Regions from separate parts of the Mus musculus genome. Here all the other regions are linked to region 2. Evidence: chromatin loops called from intact Hi-C (ENCODE). Cell type or tissue: left cerebral cortex. All regions are shown on one strand. Links, peaks and the distances in the headings refer to the core of each region. The heading gives the core; the rest is flanking DNA.

Region 1 (6,016 bases), core at 465-5,464, 470 kb before region 2:
TTGTCCAGCCTATAAAAAAACCAAAACAGAATGGCTGATAAAACTCCCTAGTTGGGTCAGGGAAGTGGACTTTTTGCCGGATCCTGGAGCAGGAGGAAGCTTAGCTATATCCTGAGACTTGAATGAGATAGCTGTGTGCTTGCAGCTCTCTTAGTGTTCAGCCTCGGGAATTTCAGTTGTCTGCCACCTGTGGGGATGCTCCCACATAACGCTCTTAGATGCTGCCTTTCGAACTTCTGTCCACAAAGACATTTGCTATTGCACTTTATATATGGTAGACATGATGCACACATTGCTGGGTTTCTCTGGAGAGCAAGCAGAAATGGGTCCCGAGATGCGAGTCACTGAAGATCCTAGGAAGACTGACATGTTAGCCCTGCTCTTTGTCCTGTACGGAGAGTAAAGGGGTCTCTCAGACTGGGCCTCCTTCCCAAGATGCTGATTAATCAACAGAGGTAGGACCAAAGCCAGTGTCTTTGAGACACTGATGGTGAGAGGCAGATGTTTATTGCTGGCAGTGGTTTGCAGATGAGCCATTACCACAGGCTCATTTTGCTCTGTTTCTGGATCAAATTCCTTAATGTAGCTGGTCCTTTTGTGTAATTGATAGTTGTGACTGGTTGTGTGTGGTGATTGCTTTATGGCATCTTCAGAGACAAAGGGAGGTGATTTTTGAAGAAGAGATGGGAATAATTTTCTTCCTTCCAAAGTGAAAAAGTTGAAACTCCCCTTTGTGCAGGGGGAAAATGATTCCTGGCCATTCCTCGGGTTTCTGATTGCTTCTTAAGCCAGACCCCCAAGGACTAGCTAAGCTTATAGATACTTTGTCCACAAAGACCTTTAGTATAATTTTAAAGGCTTATTTAATTCATGTGTATCTGTGTGTGCCTGTATGTTTGTATGTACAGTAGATGCATGCAGGTAGATGACCCCTTGGATTCCTGGGGCTGGAGCAATATCAAGTTGTCCCCTGTGGGGGCTGAACCCAGGTGTTCTGTAAGACAAGCAAGTTGCTGGGACATCTCTTTAGTCCTCATTTTCTGTATTTTTAAAAGAACACTGGGAGCTAGCCATGGTAGTGTGTACCTTGAATCCCCAGCACTCAGGAGGCAGAACTCTGAGCTTGAGGTCAACCTGGTCAACAAAGTGAGTTTCAGGCTAGCCAGGGCTACATAGAGAGAGCCTCAAAATAAACAAAAGGCTACACTTTTCCAGTAGCTGGTGAGTGTGTCTTAAGAAGTGTGGCTCTCATTTTGCATTGTCCTTTACGGGGACAGTATTTGGAGCTCTCTCAACTCCCCTTTAGTCAAGTGTCAGTTGAGTGCCCTGGCCACATCCCAAACCACGAGCTGCGGTGCTGGGCTGGGCTGATTGGGTGGGGATGCACACATTCTACTCTCTTTTCCTTCTCCGTCAAAGGTGCAGCATCTAACATTTTTTTAAAAAGTAAAATAAAAAAATAAACCCTGCTTTTATTCTCTGGGCCAATGAGCAGGTCGGCATTCACTTAGACTCTGGGGTTCCTCGCAGAAAGGCATTCTCTAACTCTCCTGTTTCTACCGACTCACAAGTCTGTACACATAGTCTTTATCGGCCTTCGCTGTCGTGGGCTGACTGCAGTCCCAGGACAGGCTCAGACCATGTTTTCAACTGCGAGCCATGGTCCACAAGGATCATCCCAGAAACCTGAAAAACTCAAAAGGCTTCAGACCACCCCCAAAACCGTTAAATCCAAGCAGATGGCGTGGTTTCTAACGGCTGCTGAGGCTGGCAAACACAAGCTGGGGGCCGCTGTCCAGCGCAGACAACAAAGGACTATTCATCTTCTCTCAGCTCTCCAAGGCTAAGCCAAAGCCACGGTCTGCATTCTGGCCTTGCAGCTTTGTTCACTCACCAAGCCTCCCATTGAACATACTGTCTTCATCCTTCTTTCTGTTCTACTTCCCTGGGCTCTGTGTTTTTCAGTCTCCCAAACAGGCCTTTCGATCTGCAGTCATCTCTGAATGTGGGCAGATTAAACATTGTGTTGCCAATCGTCTGCTGAGGTGTTTACCAACAGTAAGAGAACATGGAGGTTATAATAGATCAACAGACTCCAGAAATCCTCTCCGCTCAAATGGGAACATTTATGGGATCTTTGATTAACACTATTTCTTACTAAGTTTTAATTTTTGTTTTGTTTAAAATACAGATCTGTCTTCTGCTGTGTGACTTTTCTTGGATAGATATGGGCAAGTGTCTGGTCATTTCAGATGGGGCATCTAAAGAAATAATTCTATCCAAGTATAGCTTGGTGAACCAATGTGTTTATTGGACCACCTATAAGCACCTGGGTGAGAAGTTGCTTACAGGTGCATGGGCAATTCCCCAGGCAGCTGTGTCAATGGGGCTTTCTGGATGAGTCTTTTCTTTCTCAGCAACTGCTTAATTATGCATAATTATAATTAATTACACAACCCGGGAAGAGCTTCCCAGCCTTGCGTGGTCTAGTACAAGGTATATAATCAACGCCCCCAGGAATATTCTGTGCGCGCACACTCTATCTCACCCGGGCACGCTAGTGCCTGCCTTTGAAGGGTGCTCATGGGCCTGCTCACAACTTTTTCTGTTATTCTTGGTTGACTCAAGACTATGATAAAAAACAAACTTTAAAATTTCATTCATTCATTCATTCATTCATTCATTCATTCATTCATTCATATATGTGAGTTTGTCTGTGTGGGTGTGCAGATACACAAGGGCTTGTGGGAATCGATCTTCTCTCTCCACCCTGTGTGGCTCTGAGATAGAATTCAGGTCAGCAGGCTAACCTACTGAGCCATCTTACTGCCCTCCCCCAAGTGTTTTTAAATAAAGAGAAAGATTTTAAAAATAAGAAGGAGGAGGAGGAGGAGCAGGAGGAGGAGGAGGAGCAGCAGGAGGAGGAGGAGCAGGAGGAGGAGGAGGAGGAGCAGGAGGAGGAGGAGCAGGAGGAGGAGGAGGAGGAGAAGGAGGAGGAGGAGAAGGAGGAGGAGAAGGAGGAGGAGGAGGAAGAGAAGGAGGAGGAGGAGGAGCAGGAGGAGGAGGAGGAGGAGGAGGAAGAGTATTGGTCCTAAAAGCAAGATTGAGGTAAATCATTCCAAGGTGGATTGCTGTGGCAAAGCAGGCATGCCCATAGCCAAACTGACCACTAGATGGCACCACAACACCGACTAGTTTTCTGATTTGGGCACTTGGATTTCATGACCAGATGTAGGAAAATAGAAAGGCTGTGGAGAGAAGACTGCAGGATTGGCCCGATGATCATGATGTGGTGGCGACAACGAAGAATAAGAATAATTATTGTTTAAATTATTGCTATTATAAAAAAACAAACTAGGGAGAAGGACTAAGTAAGATAGGTTTACTATAAAGAAAGAAAAGATAAGGAGTGGGACCTGACCCCAGCCTTCTCACCTGCCCTGGAAATACATCTCAGTTATTAAGGATCCAAGACTTTTCCATCTCTGAGAGAAGGGGCCTTGCCTGTGTAGGCCTTTCTTTCAGGTTACTAAATAAAAGTGCACAATATCACAGAACTTAATTTATTGAGACTCCAAAATCTATGTCAAGCCATTGTTGTCCTTTCAACAATAGCACACCAGCCACATTCTGTTTACTATTAGAGCATTTGTATGTGTGTGATTGAAGTGGATTTTTAGTTCTCACTTATTTTTAACTTCCTTTTCCCCCCTCCTTTTAAATTTACCATTCAAAGAATTTCATACATGCATTGCCCTAGTTAAGTTTTGCACTGTGATCAATACTCTGGCTGAAAGCCACCTGGGAGAAAAGCATGCTGTTATAGCAGGCACAGTTGTAGTGAGCGTACAGTTATAGCAAACACACAGTTAAGGCCCATCATGATGGGTCATGGCAGGAACTCAAAGCAGGAACCTGGAGGCAGGAACTGAAGCAGAGGCTACGGAGGGACTGTATTTACTAGCAGGCTCCCCACCCCCACCCCCACCCCTGCTTTCTCAGCCTGCTTTCTTCTGGGCCCCCAGACTACCCGCCCAGAGACTGCAGCATTCACAGTAGCCTGGGCCCTCCCCCATGCCAATCCTCAATCAAGAAAATGCCCACAGGCTGCCAGTAGCCAGTGTGGTGAGGGCAGATTCTTAACTGAGGCTCCATCTTCTTAGATGACTCTCCCTTGGGTCACTTTGACAAAAACAAAAAACAAACAAACAAACAAAAACCAGAAAGTAACCAGGCTGTTCAAGGACACAACCTGATCAAAGCCACTCCCTCATCTCCACCTCCTCCCCATCCTCCCTCATCTCCACCTCCTCCCCATCCTCCCTCATCTCCACCTCCTCCCCATCCTCCCTCATCTCCACCTCCTCCCCATCCTCCCTCATCTCCACCTCCTCCCCATCCTCCCTCATCTCCACCTCCTCCCCATCCTCCCTCATCTCCTCCTCCTCCCCATCCTCCCTCATCTCTTCCTCCTCCCCATCCTCCCTCATCTCCACCTCCTCCCCATCCTCCCTCATCTCCTCCTCCTCCCCATCCTCCCTCATCTCCTCCTCCTCCCCATCCTCCCTCATCTCCACCTCCTCCCCATCCTCCCTCATCTCCACTTCCTCCCCATCCTCCCTCATCTCCTCCTCCTCCCCATCCTCCCTCATCTCCACCTCCTCCCCATCCTCCCTCATCTCCACCTCCTCCCCATCCTCCCTCATATCCACCTCCTCCCCATCCTCCCTCATCTCCTCCTCCCCATCCTCCCTCATCTCCACTTCCTCCCCATCCTCCCTCATCTCCTCCTCCTCCCCATCCTCCCTCATCTCCTCCTCCTCCCCATCCTCCCTCATCTCCACCTCCTCCCCATCCTCCCTCATCTCCACTTCCTCCCCATCCTCCCTCATCTCCTCCTCCTCCCCATCCTCCCTCATCTCCACCTCCTCCCCATCCTCCCTCCTCTCCACCTCCTCCCCATCCTCAGCCACTGCCCTCCCAACTCCACGTGGTTCTTTAAAACTCACTGACTGAATCGTCTCAGTGCTGCCAAATTGTTCATCTATTGGCCCATCCACAGCAATATGGGCAGCCTCACAGGGGCTGCATCCCTGGAGCAAACAGACTCCCTTGTCCAGCCACTAGGGATTGCTGATAGCGCTTATAAGCCCCTCCCTCCTCCATGCTGGGATCTGCTGACTTGGTCTTGTGCAAGTTCTGTGCACTCATTCACAGCTGCTATGAGGTCATGTGTGCACAGGCCCTGTCCTGTTTGGAAAACAGAGTTTACAGTAGTTCTCCACCCCCGCTTGCTCTTTCAGCCTTTCTGCCCACTCTTCTGGGATGACCCCTGAGTGGTGGGGGTGTATGTAGATGAGTTAGATGGCTGGGTTCACTGGTGAGTACTTTATCCCCTACTAGTATGTGTAGCACCTTCTGACACTATGGAAGCTGGCCAGTGCACACAGATGATTTGGTCAGCCAGTAGGAATTGACGTTTCCAGGTCTGCACTGGCTTGCTTTCTCCATGTTCTGGAGGGTAACCACTAACAAAGGCAACAGCGTCTGTTTTGAGGGGATATATGGGACCCTTTGAGCATAAGCTGTCTTAGTGCATCCTATTAAGACTGTCACCTCAGTAAGCAACAGCTGTCAGGCCAGATGTAGCTAGCCCTGGACAATTATTTATAAATATATTTATCTTGGTAAGACTGTATTATTAAAAACTGCTTGATCCCAGTGAGGCAGGAGAGTACAATGGAGAGAAGACCACTGTTGCCAAGGTGGACATAAAACAGGGCACACATGAGACAGCCTGTGCTACATAAATGGCCTCATAGACCAGGATATAAAGTCCCAGTGCTCCCTATAGCGTTTGCCATTGAGTTCCCGACTCTTCTCCCAGCTCTGGCTTGCTTCCTTCTCTCAGAAAACTGTTTCCACATCTGCGGCTGTCCATGAGCCCCGTTCAGCCTCTTGTTCTAGAACACAGGAAGCTGGAAATCCCAGGAAATCTCAGCACTCACCAGACCCG
Region 2 (6,016 bases), core at 666-5,665:
CAATTTAAGCACATCCACAATGAGCAAGGTCATGGCAGTCATAGCCTTTAGCAAAGGCAAGCTCATCCTACATAGATTTTCTGCTGCATTCTACCAGCTTCTTACAAGAGAGGGAAAGTCCTTGTGCCTTACACTAGTCAATAAAACAGAGAACGAGAAGGAACACTGTTAGACGCCCTACAGGAGCATTCTCCTGAGGCCAAACTGGCTAAGGACAAAACAACAACAAAAATGAGAGAAAAAAATCCTCAGATACATAGATATAAAGTTTCCAAGAGGATCATGGCAAATTCACCAACAGGCTAAACCATGGGGTACCATGACTAAACTGGTGTCATCCCATGGATACAAGGATGGCTTAAATCAGTAAACATATACCTTGTAAAGGCAATATGATGGAAACCACACAACCTTGTCAGTAGATGCAGAAATTCCTTCACGATCCTCCTAGGAACAGAAGGCGCATACTCCAACATAATAAAGACTATAATACAGTCAGTAAGCCTAGAGCTAACATTATACTAAACAGAGAAAAACTGAAAGCATTTCCCTTAAAATCAGAAACGGGGGGCAGGGCCATGGCTCCGTAGTGAACATATTTACTGTACAAATGGAGGGTGGGCAGGGAATCCTCAGAGCAAACCGGCTGGAGAGACGAGCCGTATCAGTGAGCTCAGGTTGAGTGAGAGATTCTGACTCCATGAACAAGGTAGGAGAGTGGTCAAGGATAACTCCCAGCGTTAGCTTGGGACCTTCTCATGTAACGTGCGCGCGCGCGCGCGCGCGTGCACACACACACCACACACACACACCAAACACACGCATTCACGGGTGGTCCTTCCCACCAAAAATATGCACGACACATACATTCAAAAATGGAAAAAGATTTTAAAAGTACAAATGACCAACAAATATTTGAACAAAAAAATGCTCACGACCCACGGCTTTCAGAGAAATGCAAATTCAAACTATGTTGAGATTCCATTTTTTCTAGTTTTTGTTTTGTTTTGTTTTTACTGTCACTGTGATAAAATAACCTGCAGTTCCAGAGGGCTTCCATCCATCCGTGATGGGGAAGGCAGGGCGACAGGAACAGGCGCTATCAAGCTGCATCACAGCTCAGAAACAGGGAGATCGGGAAGTGGGACCAGGCTATGAAACCTCCAGAGTCTGTGCCCAATGCCTTCTACTGTAAGGCTCTACTGCCTAAAGGTTCCACAACCTTCGCAAACAGCGCCGCCAGCTGGAGGGCAGTTGTCTAAACTTCTACACTTAGAATGGCTATCGATAAAATAGCAAGAAGTCAGAGTGGAAAGTCAGAGGCAGGAACCAAAGGTGACATGGAGTTCCTGGTTTGGACGTTTGACTGGTTGTCACCATTACAGCTACAAACTGACAATGAGGCGCCCAAGGGATTTTCCTGTCTTTTTGGCTTTTCGAGACAGGGTTTCTCTGTGTAGCCCTGGCTGTCCTGGAACTCACTTTGTAGACCAGGCTGGCCTTGAACTCTGAAATCCGCCTGCCTCTGCCTCCCGAGTGCTGGGATTAAAGGCGTGCGCCACCACGCCCGGCCCGGATTTTCCTGTCTTGTTGTTAAATGGTGAATAGTTAAAAGAGGAGGCTGGGTGGGAAAAGGATACCTGAACGATAATGTAAATTAGGTATTAGGCAACAAGGGGTCAAGTTAGACAGAACTCCAACTTCTAAAGTTACAGCGCACACTCTTTAGTGTTAAACAGCCTGTTAGGCAGCCAATACCTCAGTTCCCACTGTAAAATTAGCAAAGTAATAGTCGCTTCCTCACAGAAAAGAGCTTGCTAGGGGCTTGCAGGCAGCTCAGCGGGTAAAGTCACTTGCAGTGCAAGCCTGTCCACCTGAGTTCCACCCCCAGAATTCATGCAAAGGTAGAAGGGGCAACTGATTGCATAAAGTTGTCTTCTGACCTCCACAAGCTTGGAGTGGCATGCACCCACCCCCTCCCCATAATAAGTTAAATAAAAAGCTTTAATTTTAAAAAGTGCTTGCTATTTTCGTTAAGCCTCAAACCCTGGGACAATTGGCTAAAGTGGCTATTTGACAAATTTTAGTTTCATTAGAGTGTATGTGGATAAAGAGGCACCCAGGAACGGGTAAGAGCAGTTTGTTTTGGCAGAGCCCTAAGACGTGGAAGTAAATAACATTAAATCATGGTAACAGAATGTAAGATTATGTTTGTAAAGCGTCTGTCTTTTAGTAGCAATCTCGGCAAAGGTATTCCTATGGAATAGAATAAGCAACGCTATAAACATTAGAACAACGAAGACCAACATGATAGATCCTTCAATGTGTCTGTCCCTCCCGCACTGGATCTCTCTGATTAACTCCAACCGCCTGGGGATACATGTTCCGTTCACTTTGTCCCTTGTGTGTCTTGCACATCATTTCTACAGACCTGATTATTTGGAGCGAACTGGGGAGGGAGTCAAAGGGTGAAGGGATTGAGGGTTCTAAGCCCAGACACAGAATCAAAGGAATTTCAGAGACTGCAATTCCTGCTGCCGCCACAGGGTGGAGCCAGCCTCTAGTTCTGGGGCCTGGAGTCATGACCCGGAAGTACATCTCCACTTTCTCCACCGCAGAGATGGCGGCGGCCGCTCTATCCCGGACGCTGTTGCCAGAGGCCCGGCGGCGCCTGTGGGGATTTACACGAAGGCTTCCGCTTCGCCGCGCCGCTGCTCAGGTGAGTCTCGCTCCGCCGTGCCCCGGCGGCTCCCGGTGTGCTTTGGGCCGGGCCTCCGGATCCGCTATCCCGGGGCGCTGCGGCCGGGCGCAGAGGGGGCGGGGCGGCTGCTCCCCCTCCACGCCACCCGCGGGAGGTAAGAAAAGGAGCCGTGGACCCCCAAACCAGACAGCGCCATCCTCAGCCCATGGACACCCAAACCAGACAGCGTCAACCTCAGTTCATCCGAGTTTTATCCCAGCGTTTTCCTTATTTGAGAGTTGTCTTGCTCCAAAGGGATCTCTCTCTCTCTCTGTGTGTGTGTGTGTCTGTCTGTCTGTCTGTTAGTTTGCTATTACCAATGTTATTGTATGTCGGGCTGTTCTCTCTCGAGAAAAGGAAACTAGGACAAGCGCTTTATGAATTTGAAGTTGGGTTTGCTTTTGGTTTTGATATTTTGAGACATCGTTGTTACACAGGGTTTCTCTGTGTAACATCTCTGGCTGTCCTGGATCTTGCCCTGTAGATCGGGCTGGCCTCAGATCCGCCTGCCCCTACACAGTAGGGCACAGTCAGGTCATGGTGTATTATTTGATCAGGGAGCAGAAAGCCTTTGGGTCACAGAAGCAGGACAGTGCGGGCTCGTACACATTTCTTAAGTACCTGTGGCTGTGGCTGTGAAGAAACCACGACCATGGCAACTCTTATAAAGGAAGACACATTAGCTGGGGCTGCTTACAGTTCAGAGGTTTCGTCCATCATCATCAGAGCAGGAAGCATGGCAGAGTGCTGGCAGACGTGGTGGAGAAGGAGCCAAGAGTTCTACATCTGGGTTGGCAAGAGATAGACACAGACAGACAGACAGACAGATAATGGACCTGGCTTGAGCATTTTAAACCCTATAACCCACCCCAGTGGCACACTTCCTCCAACCTTCTAGTAGTCTCTCTCTCTGATGACTAAGTGTTCAAATCTGTGAGCCTCTGTGGTCCATTCCTATTCAAACCACCACTGTGTCTGGCGGTTAGGTCAGTCTCAGGTTTTTGGGTCAGGGTTTAGGAAATACGTTTTTCTCATTTCAATATGAAAACATGAAAAAGCTGCTGAAGCGTCTGTAGTCAAACCAGTTGGCCCGAGAGCCTCTGAAGCATCTGTCCTGTTTCTGTCTGTCCTTTGTGAACAGGAGCATCCCGTCTGTCTCACTTCTACACAGTCAGTTTTGTATTGTTATTTCAGTTTCTTGACTTTTTGTCCTTAGTGAATATGAAGCATCTGTAGGAGAGGTAGCTGAATCAGGGTGCTTGTTGAAGGGTAATGTGCTAACTGCTCCCGTTCTTGGAGAGAAAGGCATGTTCTCTCAAGTGTTGCCTGTTTGACAGAGCGGTTGGTTAAGGAACATTTCCTAGGCTACTGCTAGAGCCCAGTGGAACCAGAACTGGGACCTCATTCTCCGCGCTTTCTGCCAATGACACACACACACAGACACACATAGCAGATTACATCCACCCCGGGCTAGGAAAGTGGTTTTGGAATGAGTCTGTTTGAGGTTGTTTTGTTTGACACTGAACACCAGGACAGTAATGTTTTCTCTCTTTCCCTCCTCCTCCCGTCAGCCGTTGTACTTTGGAGGGGACCGACTAAGAAGCACACAGGCTGCCCCACAGGTTGTGCTGAATGTCCCCGAGACACAAGTGACATGTTTGGAAAATGGACTCAGAGTAGCTTCTGAAAACTCTGGGCTCTCAACGTGCACAGTAAGTCACTGCTACAGTCTTTTTTGTTTGTTTGTTTGTTTGTTTTGTTTTTTCAAGACAGGGTTTCTCTGTGTAGCCCTGGCTGTCCTGGAACTCACTCTGTAGACCAGGCTGGCCTCAAACTCAGAAATCCGCCTGCCTCTGCCTCCTGAGTGCTGGGACTAGAGGCGTGCGCCACCACTGCCCGGCTGGCTGCTACAGTCTTTAGTCGGCACCTTGTCTGGGAGGGAGCAGCCACAGCTGCAGCTCTCTGGTTGGCTGGGTTCTCCGAGCTTGAACCTTCCCTTCCAGGTGCACTTTGGTACCGAGTGCTTATGTCCTTCTCTCACTGCTGACATCTGCCTCTGACGGTCATGAGCCTGGCCACTTTCCCACGGCCGTCAGCAACACAAGCTCAGGGAGAGTCACGTGGCTATCTGAGGTTATAAAGCTTATGCTTGTATCTGAGCCTGACTTTCTGACAGTCCCTGATGTCTATTCCACAGTTATTAATTAGATGTGCTAAATGAGCTATGTTAAGAATTTGACTCTGATACTTGTTTTTGTTGTTGTTTTGTTTTGTTTTTTCAAGACAGGGTTTATTTGTATAGCCCTGGACTAGACTGGCCTCGAACTCTGAGGTTCTTGGATTAAAGGCATATAACACCACCACCTGGCTGAGTCTGATATTTGTAACAGCCTGCTGGAAATTAAGTTTCAGGTTATAGGAATGAACTGTCATTTCATTGTAGTCAAAGAGACATGGTCAGATTGGAAAACATTTTCCAGAAAAAGGAATGAGATGACCTTGTGTGTCCAGAAACTGAATTTTGTTTTTTTTATGGGACTGTGCATGTGAGTACAGGTACCCAGGAAGGGCGAAGGCAGTCGCAGACACTGAGGAGAGAGCTCACATGGCTGTGAGCTGCCTAACATGGTGCTGGGAACTAGCTCAGTTCCTTTGTAAGAACAGCGAGGGCTCTTAACTGTTGAGCCGGCCGCCATGTCTCCAAATGTGGGGGTTTGTCTGATTTGCTTGGTTTTCCTTCAGGTTGGGCTGTGGATCGATGCGGGAAGTCGCTATGAGAATGAGAAGAACAACGGCACCGCCCACTTCCTGGAGCACATGGCCTTCAAGGCAAGTCGCTGGCTGCTCCCCACTGGTCTCTAGGAGAGGGCGGGCGGGTGTCATCACAGACACTGTACCAGAGGGACAAGAGCTGCTTCATAACATGCCCCATGCCGGTTTTATTTCCTCGGTGTTGTATTTCAAATAATTAATGATAATTACTTTTTGACATTGAAGGATGGGTTCTCTTTTGGGATATACACAAGCCATTTTTAATGGGTATTTTTTGAAACCAAGTATACTTTACAAACTTCTCTTTGCATGACTGACACTGGGTTCTGTTCAGAATACTTCTTATCTGATACGTTTAGACTATATGAAGGGTAAAGGGAGAGTATCCTAACTGTGCTTTCTCCTTTATTTCAAGGGCACTAAAAAGAGGTCCCAGTTAGACCTTGAACTTGAGATTGAGAATATGGGCGCTCATCTTAACGCCTATACCTCCAGAGAGCAGAC
Region 3 (6,016 bases), core at 465-5,464, 300 kb before region 2:
AGGTGACAGCAGATGCTGGCGAGGATGTGGAGAAAGAGAAACACTTTTCCACTCTTGGTGGGATTGCAAGCTTGTACAACCACTCTGGAAATCAGTCTGGCGGTTTCTCAGAAAATTGGACATAGTACTACCGGAGGATCCTGCAATACCTCTCCTGGGCATATATCCAGAAGATGTTCCAACTGGTAACAAGGACACATGCTCCACTATGTTCATAGCACCCTTATTTATAATAGCCAGAAGCTGGAAGGAACCCAGGTGTCCCTCAACAGAGGAATGGATACAGAAAATGTGGTACATTTACACAATGGAGTACCACTCAGCTATTAAAAACAATGAATTTATGAAATTCCTAGGCAAATGGATGGACCTGGAGGGCATCATCCTGAATGAGGTGACCCAATCACAAAAAAACCCACACAATATGTATTCACTGATAAGTGGATATTAGCCCAGAAACTTAGAATACCCAAGATACAAGATACAATTTACACATGAAACTCAAGAAGAATGAAGACCAAGGTGTGGACACTTTGCCCCTTCTTAGAATTGGGAACAAAACATCCATGGAAGGATTTACAGAGACAAAGTTTGGAGCTGAGACGAAAGGATGGACCATCTAGAGACTGCCACACCCGGGAATCCATCCCATAATCAGCCTCCAAATGCTGACACCATTGCATACACCAGCAAGATTTTGCTGACAGAACCCTGATATAGCTGTCTCTTATGAGGCTATGCTGGTGCCTGGCAAACACAGAAGTGGATGCTCACAGTCATCTATTGGATGGAACACAGGGCCCCCAATGGAGGAGCTAGAGAAGGTACCCAAGGAGCTAAAGGAGTCTGCAACCCTATAAGTGGAACAACAATATGAACTAACCTGTACCCCCAGAGCTCGTGTCTCTAGCTGCATATGTAGCAGGAGATGGCCTAGTTGGCCATCACTGGGAAGAGAGGCCCTTTGGTCTTGCAAACTTTATATGCCTCAGTACAGGGGAACGCCAGGGCCAAGAAGTGGGAGTGGGTGGGTAGGGGAGTGGGGGGGTATGGGGGGCTTTTGGGATAGCATTTGAAATGTAAATGAAGAAAATACCTAATTAAAAAAATACTTCTGTTCTGAAAAAAAAAAGAATACTGTAATTTCTTTTCTTCCTTAGAAATGTTTATTCACTCAATGATGCTTCAGTTTTGGTGAATTAATTTCAGTAATTTCAAGGTAGAGTCTAATTCTTTTCTTTACTTTGTATTTGTTCTGTGAAGGACTTGTTAAGAGAAAATAGAGCTATGAACCCACAATCTTTACAAATATACTAGCTCAAAAATGAATTAGATCTAAAACTGACACTTGTTCTTCTGGTTTACGGCAACTTGCCTCAAATTAGAGTCGCTGGGAAGAAGCAGCCTTAATTGAGTATCTATCAAACTGGCCTCTAGGCAAATCTGTGGGGGCCTTTTCTTCATTAATGATTGATGAGGAGGGCCTAGGCCACTGTGGTTGTGCCATCCCTAGGCAGGTGGTCCTAGGCTATATAAGAAAGCAGGCTGAGGAAGCTAATAAGGAGAACTCCCCCATGGTCTTTGATGACATTCCTGCTCAGTGTAGGTTCTTGCCTTAGACTCCCTCTCCGATGGACCCAAGTAAACCCTTTCCTACCCAACATTGGTTTTGTCATGTTTCATCTCAGCAGCAGAGAAAGAAACTAAGACACCAGTCTGGTACTTAGAGAAGTATTCTTGCAATGTGGTCTTAGCTTACTTACACTCATAAATGCAGACACTGGTAAGATAGCTGGCCTAGGTTTTTAAAAATAGGGCACAATATCATCTTAAATTAGTGATCATCTGTTAATATGTCTTTCACTTATTTGGCATCATACATAGGGTTATTTAACATCATACATAGGGTTATGCTATTTTAATAACAATGCTTACTGCTAATGAACAGTTAGTAGGTACTGAGAATCTCAGCTAAGCCTTGTTTATCCTTGGAGCATCTTCATTTGTCAAGAGTCAAACTAGGAGGCAGCAAAAGGCCTACAGACTCACTCACGAACACACAGCTAAAGTAGTGGAGCTGGGGTTTGACCTTACATTTGTGCTTTCCAGGCTTAAACTTGTCCCAGCTTGCTTTCTTAGCCAAGGAAGACGTATGGCAATGCTGCATTTATTCAGCATCCTTAAGGAATAAAGTATGTGAATGTCACACATTTGCAGTTTTTAAAAATGTAGCATAAAAATTTCCCCCAATAATTTCTGACTTATTTTCACTTTTAAAACTTTTTCATGTTGTGTGGGAATTAGGTGAGTTTCACGTTACAATGTCAGTGTCTTTAAGCCATAGATAGGCCTCTTTGGAAAATCTCATGATTATTTCTCTCTACACAAATGAGCATGCATGTGAACATTTGCTTACAATGTCATGAGTTCCAGAAACAGTCCAGAAATTCACTTAAGGTCAGCCTCAGATCTGAAAGCAGAGTTACTTTGGAAACAGGTCTTTCTAAAAATTCATTGATATCTTGGCTTTTAGATTCACATCTGTGACTGTGACAAAGTTCGAGATACTATAAACCAAATTCTTTTGAGAACGGTTTTTTCTTTTTGTCTTTTCAATACTTTGCTTAAATCCCTGGATTATCTTATGGACATGCACAGAAGAAAAAGTTTCATGCAAGCTTACTGTCTCTACCCTCTGTGGTTTTTTGTTTTTCAGAGTCAAAAGTTGCATGTTCAAACCAAAGGAGGCGATGTGATCTGTTGTGGAACGGTTTACGGAAATATAGATATTCATGCATCGGATAAAAGTGTAAGATTGAAGTGCTCTCAGTAACTTCAGCTTAGCTTCCCCACGAACAGCAGCTGCTACAAAGTTTATGGTGTAATATTTTCTTTTTAGTGCATTTAGTTCTTTAACAAGCTCATATTTGGAACTGATATTTAGTTCATTAGATTCACTAAACCCTTGATAAGTCTGACTTATCTAAAGAGGCTTTTATTTTCATGGTTATGAATTAAAATACCTCATTAAGTAATACCACAAGTATGGGAATTGGATTTTTCTTAGGTGCTGGGTTTACTTGAATATTGTATTCTCCCAGACTTGCTGCCTTATGGCCGTCCTAAGGGTAAATTCTGAAATGATGGTCACTTATGGACAGCACTGATTTAACTCATGGGTTTTGAATGGAGAACGTGATGTTGAGAGAGGAGAAAAGGCAGCAGAGGAACTCTGGGATGCATTGGAGGTGGGGTGAGCAGTTGATATGCTCAAAATACATATAATTTCTATATTCATATAGAAATTAAAAAGCGTCTGGAAGCCCGCTTTAGCATTTCCACTAGGTGGCACTGGGAGATAAAGTTCCTACTTGCCAAAGCTCTACCTACACCCCGCCCACACAGATGGTTTGTATTATTTTATATCACACTGTTAATAGTAGCGTTAAAATCTGGAGACTATGCGTTTTTAGTTGCTACTGTAATGAATAGTGTTTTAAATCTTGTAAGAAAAAAATCTAAATCAGATTGAGGTTATGAGCATATCTTATAGAGTGTTGTTGGTACAGCTTTTAAAATTATACTACATTTTATTATTCATGTGTGTGTGTGTGGGAGAGAGAGAGAGAGGGAGAGAGAGAGAGAGAGAGAGAGAGAGAGGAGAGCACTAAGATGCACAGGTGGAGGTCAGAGGAAAACTTGTAGGAGTCAGTTGTCTCCTTTTACCACGTGGGCCTAATGATGCAGTGAGGGCGCCAGGCCTGGCAGCCTTTCCGCACTGAGCCATCTGCTGCTGCCTCGCTGGTACAGGTAAGCCAGGCTGATTGTTTCTACTGTGTTAATGTCCCATCACTGCTTTCTACAAATCTGGGGGAAGCTGTTTAAACCAAATATTTAAATATGTAATGAACCTTTTAAATGAATAGGAAATTGTTTCACAATCCTGTAGCCTCGTTCTCTGCCCCTGGAGATGGCCTTTAATTTTGCTGATCAGATTACTGTCTCCTTAGAAGTACAACAGGCACATCCAATAACTTTGAAAGTCCTCCAAATACAACCCTTGTGTTAATTGCCAGTGTATTTTGAAATGATATTATATGTAATGTTACTGTAATGTTACGTGCTCTCTGTGGAGGGCAGTGCATATATGTGCGTGTAGGTGAAAGGTCAATGACGACATGGGATGTCTTTCTCAATCACTCTTCACCTTGTTTTGTTCTTTCTTTTGTTTTTGTTTTTTTGTTTGTTTGGTTTTTTGTTTTTTTGTTTTTGTTTTTTTGAGACAGGGTTTCTCTGTGTAGCCCTGGCTGTTTGGAAACTCACTCTGTAGACCAGGCTGGCCTCCAACTCAGAAATCCACCTGCCTCTGCGTGCTGAGTGCTGGGATTCAAGGCCTGAGCCACCACTGCCCAGCTACCTTGGTTTTTGAGACAGTGCTTCTGTGAATTTTGGCTAGGTTGGCCCCCCAGTGAGCTCCAGGGGACCTGCCTGTCTCCGCCTTCCCAGCACAGGAGTTATAAACTTGTGGCACTGGGGTTTTGCATGGGAATCCAAACACAGGTGTCATGGCGGATGCCAAACACTGAACTGTTAGAGCCTCAGCCCCGCCCAGTGTTACACGCTTCCCATCAGATACGAGTGCCAGACATTTAAATCATGCTGTTTGAATTTGTTCCAGCCATTATGGAGAATTGAATATTTCTTTAATCCTATTTCCTGTTCAACTACTTTGTTTCTTGCCTGTTTGGTAATGCACAAAAGACATACATTTTTCTGCCTTTCTTCCATAGTACTAACTTTTAAAACATATTTGAAATTTTATTTAAAAACATAAAATACTAGTTAAGAGCACACATTGAGAATTAAACTTCCTGATTCAACTGTTTACTTAGTTTTGTGACTTTTGACAAGTCACTTAACATTGGTGTGTTTCAGTTTTCTGGAAAATGGGGTAATAGTAACGGGCCTGTCTGAGAACATGGTTAGGTTTAGTGCTAGCACAGGGCCTTGCCTGTGGCTGACTCTGATACAGCTTGCTTACAGTGAGGATAAAGGTAAAAGAGGCACAGGAGAGTTAGTCAGAGCCTCACTTCCCTGAACCTGCTTCTCACTGTTTGAGAAATGAATGGAAGTATTGCCTTGCTTATCCAACAAACTAGACAGAGAACATTAAATGCCCATCATAAACAATAGCTTTGTTGGTTGTGTGGCTGTTTTAAATGATATTAATTTTGAGTCAACCATGTAACGTAACAGAGTATAGACATTTATGCCATGTGACTGTAGGTTAAAATGGTGACCAGCTGCGCTTTTTTTCTGTCTGGACTACGTAGTCACAGCACTTCCTGTTTATATAATATAATCATTGTGCATATATATAAATTAACTAAGTATAGGGAAAATACCTCCTGATGTAAAGATTAATTTTAGCAGTGCCTCTCGGGAAGGAATTTGTTTTCTGAGCTCCCTTTTGTTCTTTCTTTAAATAACTTCTGTTAAAGAGTATACAGTTTAATCACGGGTGTCTACGTGTGACATTTTATCCACTGATATTATGACTATAAGTAAGATTTTATCAGTATGTTGCTGTCAGCCATGCTAGCCCAAGCTTAGTTGTTTGAGGTCGTATCTGGTACAGTTCAGGATCTGTGGCCCTGGTGTGCTACTTTTTGCTCCTGGAAATTGTGTGGAGTGATTGACAGCTCTGTTGTGTCGGGTGTGCTGGGATTTACCGGCTTTTGCTGGCTTTGTAGTGCCGGGTGTCTGCTGGCTTCCTAGGACATATTTAGTTTTTAATGAACAGTTCAGATCCTTGGCATTGTCCACGTGCTCATAAAGAGTGCCTTGAAATCCAGCTTTATTTAATGTGGTGGGGAGCAGAATCTAAGCATGAGCACACTTCAGCTAATTCAATGTTTCAAATACTGTTTCACGGTTCATCTTTGGTGTTCTCTAAAACAGCCCCATTCTCTACTGAAAGGCTAGAACATGGCATTTTGTTGACTGTTTTATGGAA

The links. Peaks named below come from ENCODE experiments on the same cell type or tissue, not always from the same donor. Only the 100,000 strongest peaks of a DNase experiment are listed, where the experiment ranks them.
Region 1: it touches region 2 in a loop (4-fold over the local background); 9 of 42 quality-filtered maps call a loop at or near these places.
Region 3: a loop joins it to region 2, with 5 times the contacts of the local background. A loop is called at or near these places in 5 of 42 quality-filtered maps.

The regions. Positions count from the first base shown.
Region 1 is chr5:21,262,060-21,268,075 of GRCm38, forward strand. The region is part of intron 19 of Gsap (gamma-secretase activating protein); the gene reads left to right. Among named protein-coding and RNA genes, the nearest start is that of Gsap, 79 kb to the left of the region's middle. In left cerebral cortex, for the core only: a CTCF peak has its summit at 3,175 (motif pointing right); DNase peaks (open chromatin) are centred at 1,840 and 3,180.
Region 2 is chr5:21,734,558-21,740,573 of GRCm38, forward strand. Pmpcb (peptidase (mitochondrial processing) beta) reads left to right here and starts at 2,603. Exons shown (of 13, transcript NM_028431.2): 1 at 2,603-2,719; 2 at 4,312-4,452; 3 at 5,483-5,569; 4 at 5,928-6,016. The coding sequence starts at 2,621. In left cerebral cortex, for the core only: CTCF peaks have their summits at 1,235 and 2,545 (motif pointing right); DNase peaks (open chromatin) are centred at 1,228 and 2,570; H3K4me3 peaks cover 1,979 bases; H3K27ac peaks cover 720 bases.
Region 3 is chr5:21,430,975-21,436,990 of GRCm38, forward strand. Fam185a (family with sequence similarity 185, member A) reads left to right here. Exons shown (of 8, transcript NM_177869.4): 3 at 2,717-2,809. Among named protein-coding and RNA genes, the nearest start is that of Fam185a, 9.1 kb to the left of the region's middle. In left cerebral cortex, for the core only: a CTCF peak has its summit at 3,343 (motif pointing right); DNase peaks (open chromatin) are centred at 3,345 and 3,756.